2 separate regions of the Homo sapiens genome follow, and region 2 is linked to region 1. A link is a loop called in an ENCODE intact Hi-C map of the cell type or tissue named here. Cell type or tissue: Calu3. All regions are shown on one strand. Each heading gives the region's core, and the rest is flanking DNA. Links, peaks and the distances in the headings are about the cores only.

Region 1 (8,918 bases), core at 2,305-7,304:
ACCATATTGGCCAGGCTGGTCTCGGTCTCCTGACGTCGTGATCCGCCTGCCTCAGTCTCCCAAAGTGCTGGGATTACAGGCATGAGCCACAGCGCCCAGCTTCATGCTCAGTCTTTTTAAGAGCAAAAACTTGGGAGTGGCTCACCACATCCATCTACGCACTGCTGGTGAGAGTTAAGTTAATAGACACACCTAGCTGCAAATAGGCTAGCAAATGTAAGTTTACCTGGGTGACCTCATACCTAGCTAAAACTCTGCAATTTTAGAAGGTTGAGGGACAAGTAGTCTCTACCTCCTCACTTCACCCCTTCAGCTCATGCCCAAGGTAATAGCATAAATATGTAAAATTTTGCTAGGAAAAATCCCAACAAAGTGATGACTGCAGGGCAGTCGTTATATTAAAATATATATTATTTAATTAAAATATTTTATAATAAATTATATTAAATTATTATATTTTATTAAATATATTTTAAATATTTATATAATATAATATATATTTAAATATATTATATATTTAAATATATATTATATTATATAAATATTTATATATTTTAAATATATATATTTAATATATATATATTTAAATATTTATTATATTATATATATTAAAATATAATAAATATATATAATAAATATATAGCGACTTGTAGTGTCGGAGAGCAAGGAAGTGCTCAGAAAATGAAAGGATCTCCAGAGACACAGGAAGCAACTTGAAAGAGCTCCCAGTGGTCACCGCTGGGATAATGTTGAGGAACAAAATAAGTAGTGTAGTACTGGATTACAACACAAAGTATGGAATATACATAAGTCCATACAGGTGTAAATTAATGATTCAATGCATAGATGGGCACAAGAAACAGATCATCCTTATGGAAGAATTCCAAATAATATAAGTAGATAAATTCATCTTAGGAAGTGGAGGTTAATTCTTGCCCCCCACCCTTGAGTGTGGGCTGGACTTACTCACATGCCAAGAATATAGTAATGAAAGGAAAAAAACAGTAACTTTATGGTGGAGACACTTGACAAACGCTGCCTAAACCAGTGAGTTCGGGTTAACTTCATCAGTGATAAGTGATGTTAATATCATACCCTCCAATAAGGTGTGATGAGAAGGGCCCTTCGCCTCTGTTGTATTCCTCCCAAAAACCCATAGACCCATTCTAATAGTGAGCAAAACACCAGAAAAACCGAAATTGAGAGAGTCTTCAAAATATCTCACCAATACTTCTGAAAATTGCCAAGGTCATGAAAAACGTGGAAAGACAGAAATTATCGCAGACCAGATGTGGCGGCTAAGGAGACAGGATGACTAAATGCAAAGCCGGACCCTGGATTGGATCCTGGTACTAAAAACCATAAAAACTACCAAAATCCAAATTAAGGCCGGGCGTGGTGGCTCACACCTGTAATGCCAGCACCTTGGGAGGCTGAGGCGGGTGGATCACCTGAGATCAGGAATTCGAGATCGGCATGGCCAACATGGTGAAACCCCATCTCTGCTAAAAATACAAAACTTAGCCGGTCATGGTGGCACGTGCCTGTAGTCCCAGCTACGTGGGAGGCTGGGACAAGAGAATCACTTGAACCTGGGAGGCAGAGATTGCAGTGAGCCGAGATCGTGCCACTGCACTCCAGCCTGGGCGACAGAGCGAGACTCCTCAAAAAAAAAAAGTTAAGTCTAGAGTTCAATTGAGTCATGTACCAATGCTGTTTTCTCAGTTTTAACAAATGTAGCAGGGCACTGAAAGATGTTAGCTTTAGAGAAAACAGGGTGAGGGGAAATAGAGGAACCCTTATATTATCTTTACAACTGTTCTGTAAATTTAAAATTATTCCAAAATAAAAAGTTTACTACTATATATATGTATATATGTATATATACTAATATATATGCATGAAGATAATCCGCGTCCAGATTCTGTACCTTCGTTTCAGGGGCTTTGACACTTTTCTGACTGGAAAAGACTCTTTCAGTTATAACCTACTACATACACATGTATATATCTGCAACAGAAATGTCCCCAGACAATCCCCACTGTATTACTCCCGGTGCACTATGATGTTTCTTTTCTACTCTATTCCGTTTCATTTGTTTTAGTGCTGGTCTCACCTGTGGATGAGCCTCTCCCTGGGACTCTGCCCCACGTGGCCTCATCTCCACCAAGCCCCCGCACACTGCCAAGACCCAGGGCTTCCGTGCTGGGACCCACTTTACCCAGAGATGGAATCTTTATTTGTGTCTCCGCCCAGACACCACCCCTTCCGAAAGGCCTCCCCTGCCTACCCTGGCTAAAGGCACACACCTCACATATAACCCCATCATTCTCCGTCCCCTTACCCTCTTTCTGTGTCTTTGTGGCACTGATCACAGCCTGCTCTTATGTCACATACATGTGCCATGTGTTCGCTTACTGGCTTTTCCCTGTCTAGAAAGTCAGCGGCATGAAACCAGGACTGTTATCTGTTTGGCTCCCTGCTGTGTCCTACTGCCTGGTGCACAGCAGCCACGAAATAAATATCACTTCACTGTAGAATTCTCCAAGTTTCTAAATACAAGTCAAGAAAACATGACTTGACTAAACCTGGGACTTCCTTCCTTTTCCCTCCTAAGGATGGACAGCCCCGGCTTCCCTGGCTGCTTGCATGACAGCTCTGTTCTCTGCTGCCTGCACCATCCCCCCCCGCCCCCGCCCCGCCACCAGTGTGTGTGCAGCTTTTATGGAATAATCAGCCTCTCTTTGCTTGCGTTTGGCTATTCCTGCAGCCTTCTTGGCAACCTTTTTTTTTTTTTCCAGCAAGAATAAGCGAGGAAAGAAAAGTGGGAGAGGAGGAAGAGGAAGAGGAGGAAGGGGAGGAGAAAGACAAGGCTCTGGTTTTCCCCAGCACCATTTCTCTTGCACTGAAGAATTGTCACTCTTGGCCATCAGGTTTCTACAAGCTCACCCAGTCCATATCCCTGACTTTGACATGCTCTGCCAGTGTCTAAATTATTTCTGCATAAAATGACTTAGGGGCTCTCTTTGACTACATTCAGTAGCTCAGTGTTTTCTGGATGCAAATTGCTCCTACCTCTTAAAGGCTGTACTTTACTCCCCCTTTCGACCATTGTGGAGGGAGAGTTACTGTTAATTTCCTAATAATTATGGGCTCTACAAGGGGGATTCAATTGTTAAGTAGAAAAAAAGAGGAATATAGCAATGTGAGCAACATACACAGAATATTAATGTTTGTTTAAAAGGAGAAGTTGGAGAATATGTATTTAGTTTTTGATTGGAAATACATAAAATGCACAGAAAATATACAGAAGAAATGATAACATTGTTTCCCTCTGGAAAGTTCCTTGAGAGCAGAAAAACTTTATAGTTAGCTATTCTAAGCATTTAATCACCAACTAATTTGCCCATGCAGGTGGACAAGAAGGTAAATTCAAATTGTGTTGAAGAAAAGAAAGCAGTTTGTCTCTGGGTGCTTTGTCTGCTTATGAAAGGTGAGGACTCTGATATCATCTAGGGTGAAACTGTTGTGAAGCAGATGGAGGAAATTGATCTTTGATATTAAAGGCCATTTTAAGAACTTTGTAAGCCCCAGAGACTCCTAGTTTTATTATAGCAAATATATTAAAACACACTCATATCCTATGTTAAATATAATTTGCCCTATAATTTTTTTTTTTTTTTTTGAGATAGGGTCTTGCTCTGTCACCCAGGCTGGAGTGCAGTGGCACCAACACGGCTCACTGCAGCCTCTACCTCCTGGGCTCAAGCGATCCTCCCACCTCAGCCTCCTGAGTAGATGGGACTACAGCTACTCAGGAGGCTGAGTAGAGAAGGTCCCACCATGTTGCCCAGGCTGGTCTTGAATTCCTGAGCTCAAGTGACCCACTACGCCCTGGCCTCCCAAAAGTGTGCTGGGATTATCCACCGTGCCTGACCCTGCCCTGTAAGTTTGAAAGGAATTTTATAATTTTGCTTTGGAAATTATTTGGCGATGAGTAATATTTAATTTATTATTGGCTACGATTACTCAGGAGTCACCATCTCTACCCAGGAATTCTTAAGAAGTGAAAAAAATCTAACCCACAAAATTCTTTTCAAATGGAATAAATATTTATAAATACTAAATTTAACAATTAATGAAATTGACAATGTTATGTTTTACTGATGTCTAATTAAGCATTTATAAATTTTGTTTTACTGGGCTTTTTTTTTTTTTTTTTGGCATTTGGACCCAGTAACTTCTTTTTGGGTCCACAAGATAAAATGGCACTATTGATATGTGTCCCCCACCTGTTCTTCTGGAATCTCTACCCCAGGGTAAATGGGACTTTATTACCCTCCTGCCTCCCTCCAACCCCCCAGCCCCTCCCCAGCTTTATCCAGTCAACTCTCTTCAGAAGTTCCTCATGCTCAACTTTTTCCTCTTTTTTTCTTTACCCTTCTTCCTTTTCTCATCTTTCTTTGGCACCCAAAACATTTCTGATAACACCTCGGCTCTCCGCACTCTGAGCTCTATTAATTTGCTAATGTCCTAAATGTTTAATGACTCACAGTCCAGGCAACTTGGTTATGTCTTTTCATAGTTACATTTTAATTGGGCCTTTTTAGAGATACAACACTTGAATTCAAAAGGCTCTCTTTAATGATGTGAATTTAGGGCTTAGTTGTGGGAGATATTTCTAGGGAGGTGCAAAATCCTTTGGGAGTAAATTCCAGCAACAAAAAAAATCCTCTTCCCCTGGGAGCTCACAGATGAGCTGAGGAGGTAACATGTAATGCATAACCAGGACATAAGGTAGACGGCACCATTAGGGACGCGTAGAGGAAGGGCGTGGGGGCTTACAGCAGAGAGCTTGCTTTCAGCTGCGGGAATCAGAGGAGGTTACCTGGAGGAAGCGACATTTGAGTTGGACCCTAAAGGATGGGTGGGGTTTGGAGCCCTGGTGCTTCTGGCTCACTCCTTCCCTTCTAACCAGCTGCCGTTCATGAGTTCCTCCAGCAGAGGGCAGGCATAGCAAAGACGGGAAGGAGAGTCCGATTCTTCAGCCCAGTCTTGAGTGGGGCTTTGCATGCCCAGAACTGTCTAGACGGCTTTCTGGGTTTACTAAGAAGGGGCGGTAACTGAAACCTGGTGCCACCTGCCCTGGTGCCACCTCTCCATGGACACTAAGGTGCCCTTTCTAGAGCAGTCAGGCCGGGCAGGTTTGGGCAGTCCAGCCTGGGGAAGGGGAGAGGACTGCCTTTCTGGGTTGCCATGGGAGTTTATTCCCCACTCTCCCTAAGGAACTGGGAGCCGAGGTATGGGTTGCTTTGGTGCTTAAAGTATTTCTCTGTCTATGGTCAGATGAGACAATAATTCATGCTCAAGTGGTTTACTAAGGAAATATTCCCAAGAAAATATTATAAGGAAGTGGGGACAGTAGAATAGGGAAAGAGTAAATGCCAGGCAAGTGTCTGATTTGGGGTGAAGTCCCAGCCTCAGCCTGATGCCTGAGGGAGCTCCAGGGGCGTGCCTTGCAGCACAGAGTTTGCCCTCCCTCAGGGCAAAGGAACAGGGCTTTGTACTGCTGCACCCATCAATGGCTGACCACGGCTGCCCCAGGGGGACGTCAACTGGCAGCCCCTTCCAGTTCTTGGTGCATCTGGGTGACTTAGCCCCAGGAGCCCGTGCTTTATCGTCTGAAGACAGGTGTTGATAGGAGCCATCGACAGTGAACATACACAGCTGGAAAGGGGATCTGAGGACAGCTGGGTGCGGCTCCGACCGCCTTTGCTACTCTCTCCAAGGCCCCTTCTATTTATCCAGTCTCCCCATGACCAAAGACTTTGTCTTGCAGACAGAACTACCACTGGGGAAACCCAGGAAGATTCCAAGCCCTCTTGTCTTTTCAGAAGAGATCATTTCTGGTCTCTCAGCACCTCTGGTCTTGCTCTGGGGAACCTGTATTTTTATTGCAGGAGTCCTCACCTCTGTCCCCTAATCCCTTCTACCCCAGCTCCTCAAAATGCATCCCTTCAGAGTTCTCCACCCTCAGCTAATTGTCAGTTCGGGCATTGACGTTCCCCATGGATGCATTAATGGCAGAGAGATGCTCTGACAGGCACTGTGTTTTACCCAGCTCTCCCTTCTGTTACCACTCAAGTGGGAGCTCTCCGAGAGCAAGGGCTGTTTCTCATTCCTTGCCCAGGCCTGCCTGATGGAGTGGGTCTCTAAGTGCAGTTCCTGGACCTCCAGCATCAGGCTCACGGCAAGTGCGTTTTATAATCTTAACTTCCCCGCCAGCCCCCATCCCACCGCACACACACAAAAGGGGTCTGGAAATCAGCCTCTTTCACAAACTTCCTAAGTAATTCTGGTGCTCATTAAAGAATGAGAGCCATGGCCCAAGCACTCAAGGGGCAAATGAGTCCTCCAGAGAACTTTCAGGAACCCCCATGGCACACTTTCACCTTTGTCAAGCCACATCTCACCTTCTCAAGGAGCCCCACCCCCGTCCCAGTGCTCCTGATCCCCTGTACCTATTCTACTTCTTCCTACCATAGCATTATCACCTTTTTCATTATGTGTATCGCTTAGTCTCTCACCTTCCCCCATTAGAACATGAGCTCCATGAGGGCAGGGATCTTTGTCTGGCTGACTGCTATGTCCCAGTGCCTGGAATGCAGTATCCACACATGGTTGGTGTTCAAAAACACGTGTTGCATGAATGAATGAAGTAATTGTGTGGAGAGGCATCAGAGTAACTGAAGACAAAGATCATTACAAATTATCCACTTCTAAACTTCTTTGATAACAGACATTGCATTATCTGTGCCCTGAGACCCCCCTCAGATTCAATGACTTACTGGCAGGACTCACAGGACTCCGAAAAGCTGATATACTCACAGTTATGGTTCATTACAGGGAAAGGATACAGATGAACATCAGCAAAGGGACAAAGTAGGTGGCGATGTCCAGGAGAAATCAGGCAATCAGGCTCAACCTTCTAGGTGTCCTCTCCCAGTGGGCCTGACGGGAATGCAGTTAATTCCCCCAAAAACTATGCATGACAACACGTGCAAAATATTACCAACCAGGGATGAGCCTTGTTGTCCAGGGGTTTTATGTGGTGGCAGTACCCACATGACTTATTTTAGCCACTCAGTCTCTAGTTCCCCACGCTACTGAGAGGTCAAACTGTTGGTGCACAGCCCAGGCAGGGCCTTAGGCATACAAAACCAGACATTCACCATAAATCACTTTATTAGCACAAACTGGTCAGACTGATAGTGTGGCCTAAGGCCTGGGGCATAGAAAAAAAGTCAACCAGGCAGGATCTTCCAAGGGCTCAAAGGTCACCTCCCAGGAGCCAGTCAAGGGCCCAGTCCTTTCTTTGGAATGTGCAAGGTTTGAGCAACCCATACCTGCTGCGTTAACCCTTTCCTGCGCAGACACCAGTAAGCAGATTCTCAACATGGCCCCAACTGAGACTGTTCTGTAATTAATCTATGTGGTTGGTATTGGTCTGACTTCTCCCCAGATATTATTGTGCCTAATTAAGTTATACTTGCAGGCTAACTTACCTCAGGGTTGGGTCATATATTCATTTCACAGGGTTAATGAGCACGTACTGTGTGCTAGATATGGTGCTTTATGGGGAATGCAAAAATGGACATGGCAGACATGGTCCGTGTCTCAGGAAGTTTAGTCTAGTCTAGTTACAGGTCAGTTCTTGGACTTTGGCATATGAAGGATTCCTTGGAGATAACAACCCACTCTGAGGGCAAGCAGGAAGAAGAGATGACTGTGGAGTGAAGATGATGAAGGTGCGGGAGAGAAAGCCTCTTCCCTGTCATTAGCTCTGCCCTTTGAACCTTCAGCAAGCAGATCCTGGGAGATTCCTGTGGCTTGTCTGAGGCACTGGAGATTTGCTTGGAGCAAGGCTGCCTTCCAAGATAAAGGGCAGCCAGGAAAAACCTTAATGCTCTATCCATATTTATGTATCAAATACTTACATGGCACCTACTATGTGCCGGATGCCATTCCCAGCATTCTGCAGATATTAGCTCACCACCATGCCAAACCCCTGCCTGTAGCTCCTGGCACATTCCTGATGCTCTGCGGGCTGTGTGTCCTGGGGAGAGCAGCAGATGTCACCATGCCCTCAGAACCTCTCCTGGTTCTCGTGCTTTCTTACTCTCATATGCCCATCCCATCCCAGGCTCATGCCCTCCTTTGCCTTGTGTCCTCAGGAATGCCCTGTCTTTTGTGAGCACACTCCCCTATGTTCTTGAGCTTTCCTGCTAACACTTCTGGAGCTTTGCTTTCACTGAAGCCTGACTTTCCCCAGGATATACTGATGCTCAGCTCAGGTACTCGATGAGCCAGTGACAGATCAGTCTGAAGTCTGAAAAGCAGGCAAGGGCAGTAGTAAGGACAGAAACAGGAATTCAAGAGGAAAACACCCAAGGGCAGATCAAGAGGTCCCAGAGTCCCTGAGACTCCCTCAGCAGAGCCAGCACCTCAGATTATGTTCCTCTGCATCATTTCTGTATCTCAGCTCAGCAACAGCTCTGCTCATACCCAAGAAATGCTTGTGGATGAAACACAGAGGCCCAGTCTCTGTGAATGCCACTGGGATGATATTTATGCACCATAAAATAAACGTTAAACACTCAATACATACATTGCATTGTAGCAAAGTGATTTCAAATATATCATAAAATGACAGGGATAAAATGAAGTGACCTTCATTTCCTGCTTCTTATAGAGAAGGAAACTGATACGAAAAGTGCGGAAGTGTCTTACCCAGGGTGGGTCATGCAGCTAGTGAGTGGCAGAACTGGGATGAGGAGCTGAGATCATGGTCAGATGGAAGTGGAGTTTGGGCCCCCTAGAAGGCTCACCAGTGGTTGCTGGGCAGGCATTGAATTTGC
Region 2 (8,918 bases), core at 1,274-6,273, 150 kb before region 1:
ATAGAGGTCCTTCTTAACCTGATACAGGTCATTTATGAAAAGCCCCCACCTTTTTTTTTTTAACCTCCATCCCCTACAATTAGGCTTTTGGTTCTTTGAGGGCAGGAACCAATCTTATGCTTCCCTCCACAGTTCCAAAATAATGATCAGCCTATGTACTCCCAATGCACAGTATTAGTGATGTTTTTTAAAGTTCTTTTCTTATCTTCTATTCTTTCCTTTCCTAATCTACCAGAGTCACGTCATTCTCTTCCCAATGGAAAAGTATTGAGCTAGATTCATTCTACAAACGCCCACTACACCATCCCTAGTGTTTGACATTGTACTGCAGTGAAATTCTTCCTGTAATGGAGCATACTGGTTCTGGTGGGATATGCTGCAGAAAAAGCCTAATCCTAAAAGCAAAGAGAAGTAGGAGACCTAGGGTTCATCTGAAACATATCGAGGGCTGAGCTATAGCTCTTCCATATCTTGGCTTCTCAAAGAAACAAACAGCCCAGGGCTTCCCCCAAACCCCTTCTCTGAAGTACTTGTACCTCTCTGTGTTTCTACAGCAACTCCCTCTATGAAAATAGCCTTTTAAATAACCTCCTCATTCAACCTCATGAGGTTCCCATGAAGTATGGGTGAAGGAGGAATTATTATCCTCTATACACTTAACAAAAGCTCAGGAGAGGAACACCACCTATCAAAGGTCACGCAGCAAAGAGCAGCATGTTATGCCGAGCTTCGAGCCTCTCAACAGCTTCCACTGTGCCAGATTGGGAGGCAGTTCAGTGGCAACGTGGCAAAGAATGAAGTTGGTGTGGGAGACAAATTCTCTGGTGAATGAGAAATTTGAGTCCCCGGGGTAGATAGGGCAGCTAAGCAACAATGAAAGAAGCACTGGCCCATGCCCCAAGACCTAAAAACCACCGGGCCAGGCCTTTACAATATCACCTACAAAACCTCTCCTTAGGAGACAGACAACAGGATTTTTATTTTTTATTTATTATTATTATTATTATTTTGAGACAGAGTTTTGCTTTTGTTGCCCAGGTTGGAGTGCAATGGCGCAATCTCGGCTCACTGCAACCTCCGCCTCCCGGGTTCAAGCAATTTTCCTGCTTCAGCCTCCCCAGTACTTGAGATTACAGGCACCTGCCACCACGCCCGGCTAATTTTTTTGTATTTTTAGTAGAGACAGGGTTTCACCATGTTGGCCAGGCTGGTCTTGAACTCCTGACTTCGGATGATCCGCCTGCCTCAGCCTCCCAAAGGGCTGGGATTAAAGGCGTGAGTCACCGCGCCTGGCAGGATTTTTTAAAGTAATGTACTCTATACTTTCCATTTTTCTTGTCTCTTGGTTTGGTCGTGATGGAAATATAGGTCTAGAGGTAGCATGGAGGGTATTTCCTATCACTGAATCAGTGCCTGCAGTGCTTGGCATACAGCAGGTGCTTCATAAATGTCTGTTGATTGGTTCATGAACAAATGCTTATGTTGTTTTAGGTGAGGGAAAAGGAGAAGAAGAAAAACAAAAGGAAGCCATTAGGAAATGGAAACTGTTACACCTTGGTTGAAGAAAAACTAGGAGGTAGGATTCTGAATTAGGATCAGTCATGAGCTGTCAAGTGGGAGACTGATGATTCTGGGGGAAACTAAGCATCTTTAGTGAATTCAAAAACTATGATTTTGTAAGCAGAAGGCTTTACTAAGGACATTTGATGTGTGAAATAGAAATTTCCTAATTAATTTGGGTACTGAGTGTTGCACTTAAAATAAAACTCATTTACCATCACCCCTTTCTAAATATTTACATCTTATATCTTCATCAAGTATAAAAACAGTTTTTCTGTTAACAAAAATAAACATCTAGCACACTAAACTCCTGAAATGAAGGTAAATCTCCCATACTTTAGTAGGAAATTGTATTACAATAAAACATGTTTTATTATTGAAATAATTAGATTTACAGATAATTTGCATGCAGTTTTTCACAATGGATCTTTTTTGAAAAGCAAGATAGTCCACCTATAAGTCCAGCACTTTGGGAGGTCGAGGTGAGTGGATCACGAGGTCAGCGGTTCAAGACCAGCCTGACCAATATGGTAAAACCCCATCTCTACTAAAAATACAAAAATTAGCCCGACATGGTGGCATGTGCCTGTAGTCCCAGCTACTCTGGAGGCTGAGGCAGGAGAATCGCTTGAACCCAGGAGGCAAAGCTTGCAGTGAGCCAAGATTGCACCACTGCACTCCAGCCTGGGCAACAGAGCGAGACTCCGTCTCAAAAAAAAAAAAAAAAAAAAAAGGCAAGATAGTCTTTGGACAAACACAAGTACTCAAAGCTTAGGAATTTCCCTTTTAATACTGGGGCTTGCAGTAGTTACACGAGAAAGAGATAAGTAATATACCCGGCACCAGCAAGCTTTTTCTGAAAGGGCGCAGGCAGTCAATACTGCAGGCTTTGTAGGCCATACAGTGTCTGTTAAAACAACTTACCCCTGTAACTGTGGTGTAAAAGTAGCCATAGACAACATGCAACCCAAGAAGAGTGGCTGTGTTTCAGTAAAACTTTATGGACACAGAAATTTAAATTTCGTATCATTTTCACACATCCAACCATTTAAGAATGTAAACTACTCTTAGCTTGTGGGCCATACAAAAACAGATGGCAAAACTGATCTGCCCCAGGGGATACACTAATATTAGTTCCTGACTAAGTCCAGACTGACTGCATAAGAATCATCTGACTAGCTTTCTATTTTGTCTTATCTTTTATTTTTATTTTTTGTAGAGACAGGGTCTTGCTATGTTGTCCAGGCTGGTCTCGAACTCCTGGCCTCATGCAATCCTCCTGCCTTGACCTCCCAAAGTGCTGGGATTATGATTATAGCTGTGAGCCACTGCACCTGGGGTGAGTAGCTTTATTTTTTTTTATTTTTTTATTTTTTTTGGAGACGGAGCCTCGCTCTGCTGCCTAGGCTGGAGTGCAGCGGTGTGATCTCGGCTCACTGCAACCTCCACCTCCTGGGTTCATGCCATTCTCCTGCCTCAGCCTCCCGAGTAGCTGGGACTACAGGCGCCCGCCACCATGCCCAGCTAATTTTTGTATTTTTAGTAGAGACGGGGTTTCACCGTGTTAGCCAGGATGGTCTCGATCTCCTGACCTCGTGATCCACCTGCCTCAGCCTCCCAAAGTGCTGGGATTACAGGCGTGAGCCACCATGCCCAGCCTAGGCTGAGTAGCTTTTTAAAAAACACAGTCATAAATCCCTTCTCCAGGTGTTCTATTAAATAAGTGTGCAGAATCCAGGAATCTGTGCTCACCAGATTTGGGGAACCACTAGATCATCTCTCAGGTCATGTGCTAAAACATTTGTGTTCTCCTTCTTCCCTGCCTCTGCCTAACTGTATGGCCTGGCTGGGCCACTGCATGTCTCTAGATCTCATTTTCTTCGTCTATAAAATAAGAGAGAGGGCTGCCTGATGGGCATACTCAGGTCCTTTCCAGCACTGATATCTGTAATTCTACGATTTAGAAAATTCACAGAGCATCCAGGATTAAGTGCAACAAAGCAGCAAACCATAAATTTGAGGAGAAAGCCTATTATTATTTATTCTCTCACATTTTATCCTTGTAGAACTCTCTTGAGTTAGTTATTCTGCTTCCTTATGTTGAAGTCTGTCAAGTCCAGGGTCAACAGTGCTTGATAGTACCATACTTATGTCAGCAGGGGGGAGCATAGAGCAGCCCCAAGGCAGAACTGCGTCACACAATGCTTTTCCCTGCACTATCTCCCCTACTTTTATCCCCTGTTCTCAGGAGAACAGTGAATATGGGAGAATGGAAAGGAATGACTGGTGATGGGTTGACTTTGAGAGAGATATATGTATATATGTTTCATATGGCTGATTAAACGTTTGTAATCATCGTTAAACTTCTGGTGGGAATCCAGAAAAGGACATTTGTCCTCTCTCGTTCAACACTACGCTCTAACGCCAGATCCTTCAAAGCCTAGATATAGTGGAAAGGACAGCAAGCTTTGGGTTTTTACAATACTTCTTAAACAACAATCACTTGGTGCCCATGAAGTCCAATAATATTTTACCTAATCTGTCTCAAATTAGATCTTTGTGAAGTAAATGAGTTAAAAGGGAAATTGAAATTGGATTGCGGTTACTGCCCAAGGGGAAATATCAGTTTACAACAACAGCCACTGAATGTGTTTCAGCACAAGGTCCATTAAGAGCGGCAGAACAGTTCTTAACGAGTTATGGCATGGAGTATTAATAAATGTGTCATGTGGCATAAAATGAGCCTTCTGAAAAGCACAGGCTTTTCATTTCTAATTAGCAATGTGGGGCTTGGAGCACACAATGTAGAAGCATTGCCATTGTTAACTCAGGGTAAGATATCTTCTCTTTGGGGCCCACTATTAGGGGAAGGAACACCGTGCAAGGCCAGGTAGAGCACGTCCATATGCATACCAAACAAATCCTAGCATACTGCAAATGCAAAACAATGAACACACACAGTCATCACAGGACTGCAGTACAGCTAGTTTATTAGCATGTCTCCACCCCATCCCAAGACTGAAATAATTTTTTTAGCCACACAAAAAGTGTAAATTAAAAAAAAACAGGATGGGCTCACATCTGTAATCCTGTAATCCCAGCACTCTTGGAGGCCAAGAAGGGAAGATCGCTTGAGCCCAGGAGTTCGAGATCAGCCTGGGCAACATGGCAAAACTCCATCTCTACAAAAAAAATAAAAAAAATTTGCTGGGAATGGTGGCATGTGCCTGTAGACCCAGCTTACTTAGGAAGCTGAGGTGGGAAGATCGTTTGAGCCTAGGAGGTTGAAACTGCAGTGAGCTCTGCTCTCCAGCCTGGGAAACAGAGCAGGACCCTGTCTTGGTAAAATAAAATAAAATAAAATAAAATAAAATAAAATAAAATAAAATAAAATAAAACAAAACAATAAAGGATGCATATATATGAAAAGACTTTATATAGAAGAGTACTCAATGCAGGGGTGGAGAATATCATAGAAGAGAAAGCTTCTTCGAGAAATATTTATTATCCATTCCCTGGTTTGCTGTGAAACACATGGCCCAGGAGAGCAGCTCTTCACTCAACCAATTCTCCCCATCCTGAGAGGTCAACATCTCAACTAGGGCAAAGGTAATCTGCAGGCATCTGATGAGCTTCTGGCTATAATGAACACCTAGGGGCTCAGAGGTTTAGCTAATCAACAAGAGGGCAGCTGGGAACCTTTGAGTCTATCTGACTATAACTATTACTGGCAATGACTTATGACTGTCCCTAGATCTTAACTGTTTTGATTTCTAGAACTAACTGGTCCTCTCATTTTTAGCCAACTTCTCTGGCCTTAAATTCTTGCCTGCCTAAACAAAATATATGTACTTTATTCCCCCAGGCCTATGCACCTCTTTCTGAACTAGGCAACTGGCCAGTTGTTCATTAATCAACAGCAATTTGGCATTCATTTCTGAGTATGCATACAGCCAATATAGCAAGCAACAAATAAGTGTCTTTTCAAAATTTCCCTGGTTTAATAACGGAAAATATAATGCAGAATCTAAACAGATTCTATATCAGGCTAGGAAGCTGTTCAGAAACAAATGACCTGTTATGTAAAAATGACTATGCCATGTTGAAAAGAATCCTGATTTATGCTAATCTGCCTAGTGAATTCCTCAAGTAAAATTACAATATAGGTTATATTATATAGCCCCAGTGTGTCCCAGGAAAGTCTCCAGCAAAGGCATAACTGGAATGCATTTCCAGAGTACCCGTGTCCTGGTACTATCCAGCTCCCCTTAGAAATACTAAACCAAAGCAGGACATAAAGACACCAGCAAAATTCTTCCCTAGGCGTGTACTTCTATTTGAGCTGTGTGATTATTTAGAACCATCATTTTCCACGCCTCTATTACACGATACTGAGAATGGAGCAAAAGAGACCACTAAATCCCGTATTTTAAAAATTCCTTCTTAGTAACCGATAATTTTACCTATGAGTCTATTTGAAGAAATAATAAAATTCAATATTTATTAAGCATTTACTATGTGGCAGGCAGGCACCCTACTAAGATACTTAATATAATAATTGTCTCACAACTACTCTATGAGGTAGGTACTATTTTACAGATGATAAAATTGAGGCAGGAGGTTAAGTAACTTGCCCAAGACAACACAGCTATTATGTGGTGAAATTTAGCATTGAACTGAGGCAATCTAACTACAAAGCCTATACTCTTAATTATCAAGGCATACTACAATTTTAAAAAGCTTCAAAACTATTACTCAAATCTAACTATTCGTTTCACAAACAAGAAACCAAGCACAGAATGCTCTGCCCAAACTAAGGTCACAGCACTAGTGAGCAGGAGCGGGGCGGGGGAGTTGCCAGGGACTAGATCTCCCGGCTTCTAGTTCTAAACTCTTTTTACTGCACCAGGTCATCTGGTCCAACCCTCAGATCAATGAACGAATCTCCTCTACTTAATAACTTTAACTGTTGCAAAACGGAACCCCCTACATGTGCTGTTTATGGTCTTTTCTCCAAGTTCAGTTTGATGAAGATAATGCTAGCACCACATCTGCCTGTGGCTTTACAGTTTTCCAGGTGCTTCTGCATACACTTCTTCATTTGCTTTGACCTTGTAACCCCATGCTCTCCAACCTACATTTGGAGTAGCTGCCACCCTTCCTGCTCACGTTCTGGTCACAGGAAGCCATACCGGGCAGAGCAGCAGCACTGTGCACCTGCTTCAATGCTGAGCCAGCACAATGCTGCTTCCCAGGGCAGGGCAGGTCTGACCCTCCTCCATGGCCATTCTTCCTTGTTGTCCTTCGATATAAATTTGACTTTGATCACCTTCTACTTTAACCTCTTAAAGTGCACAGACTACAGTTGCTCTAAGCAAGAGCAAAATGCAGGCTTATTATGTAAAGCATATTAACCCCTCTATTTACTGAATTCATATTCTAGAATCTATTCTCACTCTCCTCTCTCTTAGAAAGCAGCAAAGCAGAGTGGTTTACAGGCTTTGAGGCCAGAAAGACCTGGATTCAATACCCAGCTCTGTCACTCATTAGCTGTCATGATCTTAGGCAACTTATGTTAAGGTTGCTAAGGCTCAGTTTTCTTATTGATAAAGTGGGTGCCATCAATCACTATTCCAATTTTATCAGGTTGTTATAAAGATTAAATGAAGGGTCACAAGGAGTCCTTAACACAGTGGCTGGTACAGAACAGGCACTCGTTAAATGTGGTTATGATGCTGCCACTGCTATCACACAGTACTGCCATTCCTTCAGCTCTTTGGCTCCAAACACGGAGTGGCCATTAGAAGACAAGAAGGGGCTGGCCAGGTGCAGTGGCTCACGCCTGTATTCCCATCATTTTGGGAGGCCGAGGCGGGTGGATTACCTGAGGTCAGGAGCTCAAGACCAGCCTGGTCAACATGGCAAAACCCCGTCTCTACTAAAAATACAAAAAAATTAGCCAGGCGTGGTGGCGTGCACCTGTAATCCCAGCTACTAGGGAGGCTGAGGCAGGAGAATCATTTGAACCCGGGAGGCGGAGGTTGCAGTGAGCCGAGACTGTGCCACTGCACTCCAGCCTGGGTGACAGAACAAGACTCTCTCTCTCAAAAAAAAAAGAAGATGACAAGAAGGGGCTAATATTTCTGTTAATTTGGATCCACATACTTGGCACAAGCCTGCAGGAAGGACACTTGTGCACAAGTTAGAGCAAGAATCCAGAGCAAGGCTGCACTAGCTCAAAATGGGTCCCAAAGGTTATTTCCAACCTGGGAACTCTGGAAGTGAGAGAAAACAAAACCCCTTAGGATGCACTCATTGGCTCCAACCTGCCTCTAGGCTTTATCTCCTGTCTTACCAAACCACACTCTATGCTTCAGTTACAGCTACACTCACTATTTTAAACAATTAAACCTGTGTCATGTCTCTCGGCCTTTATATGCACTGTTCCTCACACCTGAACTACTCTCTCATCTCTTCTCTGACAGGTGAATTTTTTTTTAACCATACTTTAATATTTAAAGGTCCAGGTCAAAGATCACATCCTCTATGAAGACAGCCCCATTCAACTCTCTTCAATAGAATTGTCCTTCCCTCCTGTGTGTCCCTATAACACTTGTACTTACTTCTATTAGAGCAGTTAACACAGAATATTGTTATTGAGGTTTACATACCAGTATCTCTCACTGGACCCTGAGATCCGTGAAGGGGAGGGGTTTATCTTCCATCTACTATGATTTTCTCAGCTTAGCAAGCACAGTACATAATGTGATGCCTATCTGGCACAAGGTAGACAGTTCATACATGTTTGTTGAATGTATGAATCTCTTCTTTCATAAAGAAATACTATAGCTAAAATCACCTAACCTTTAACTATATCCAACTTTCTTCTGGGTGCCCAGTTGAAGCTATACGGTCACTTTTCTACCCCTTAGCTCATCTACCCATAAAAATTCACTAATTTTAGTTTGAAAAGTCTTCTCTCCTTTTCTATGTCTCAGATACCATGCTGAAGGTATGGTATAAAACAAATGAACTAAACACAACAACATACAGTTGTTCCTCAGTATCCACGGGGAATTGGCTCCAGGACTCCCAGGGATACCAAAATCCACAGATGCTCAATCCCTGACATAAGATGATATTGTATTTGCACATAACCTATGCACATCAGTAAATTTTAAATCATCTCTAGATTACTTATAATACTTAATACAATGTAAATGCTTTATAAATAGTTATACTATATTGTTTGGGAATAATTACAAGAAAAAAATGTCTGTACATGTTCAGTACAGATGTGCTTTTTTCCCCAAATAATTTCCCCAAATTCTTAAATGTGGAACCCATGGGTATGGAGG

What was found. Peaks named below come from ENCODE experiments on the same cell type or tissue, not always from the same donor. Only the 100,000 strongest peaks of a DNase experiment are listed, where the experiment ranks them.
Region 2: it touches region 1 in a loop (5-fold over the local background); 10 of 110 quality-filtered maps call a loop at or near these places.

What each region holds. Positions count from the first base shown.
Region 1 is chr12:51,528,181-51,537,098 of GRCh38, reverse strand. No RefSeq gene overlaps it. Among named protein-coding and RNA genes, the nearest start is that of SCN8A, 59 kb to the left of the region's middle. RefSeq lists an enhancer at 4,838-4,897. In Calu3, for the core only: CTCF peaks have their summits at 4,805 and 5,006 (motif pointing right); a DNase peak (open chromatin) is centred at 5,008.
Region 2 is chr12:51,673,097-51,682,014 of GRCh38, reverse strand. The region is part of intron 2 of SCN8A (sodium voltage-gated channel alpha subunit 8); the gene reads right to left. Among named protein-coding and RNA genes, the nearest start is that of SCN8A, 86 kb to the right of the region's middle. In Calu3, for the core only: a CTCF peak has its summit at 3,770; a DNase peak (open chromatin) is centred at 3,724.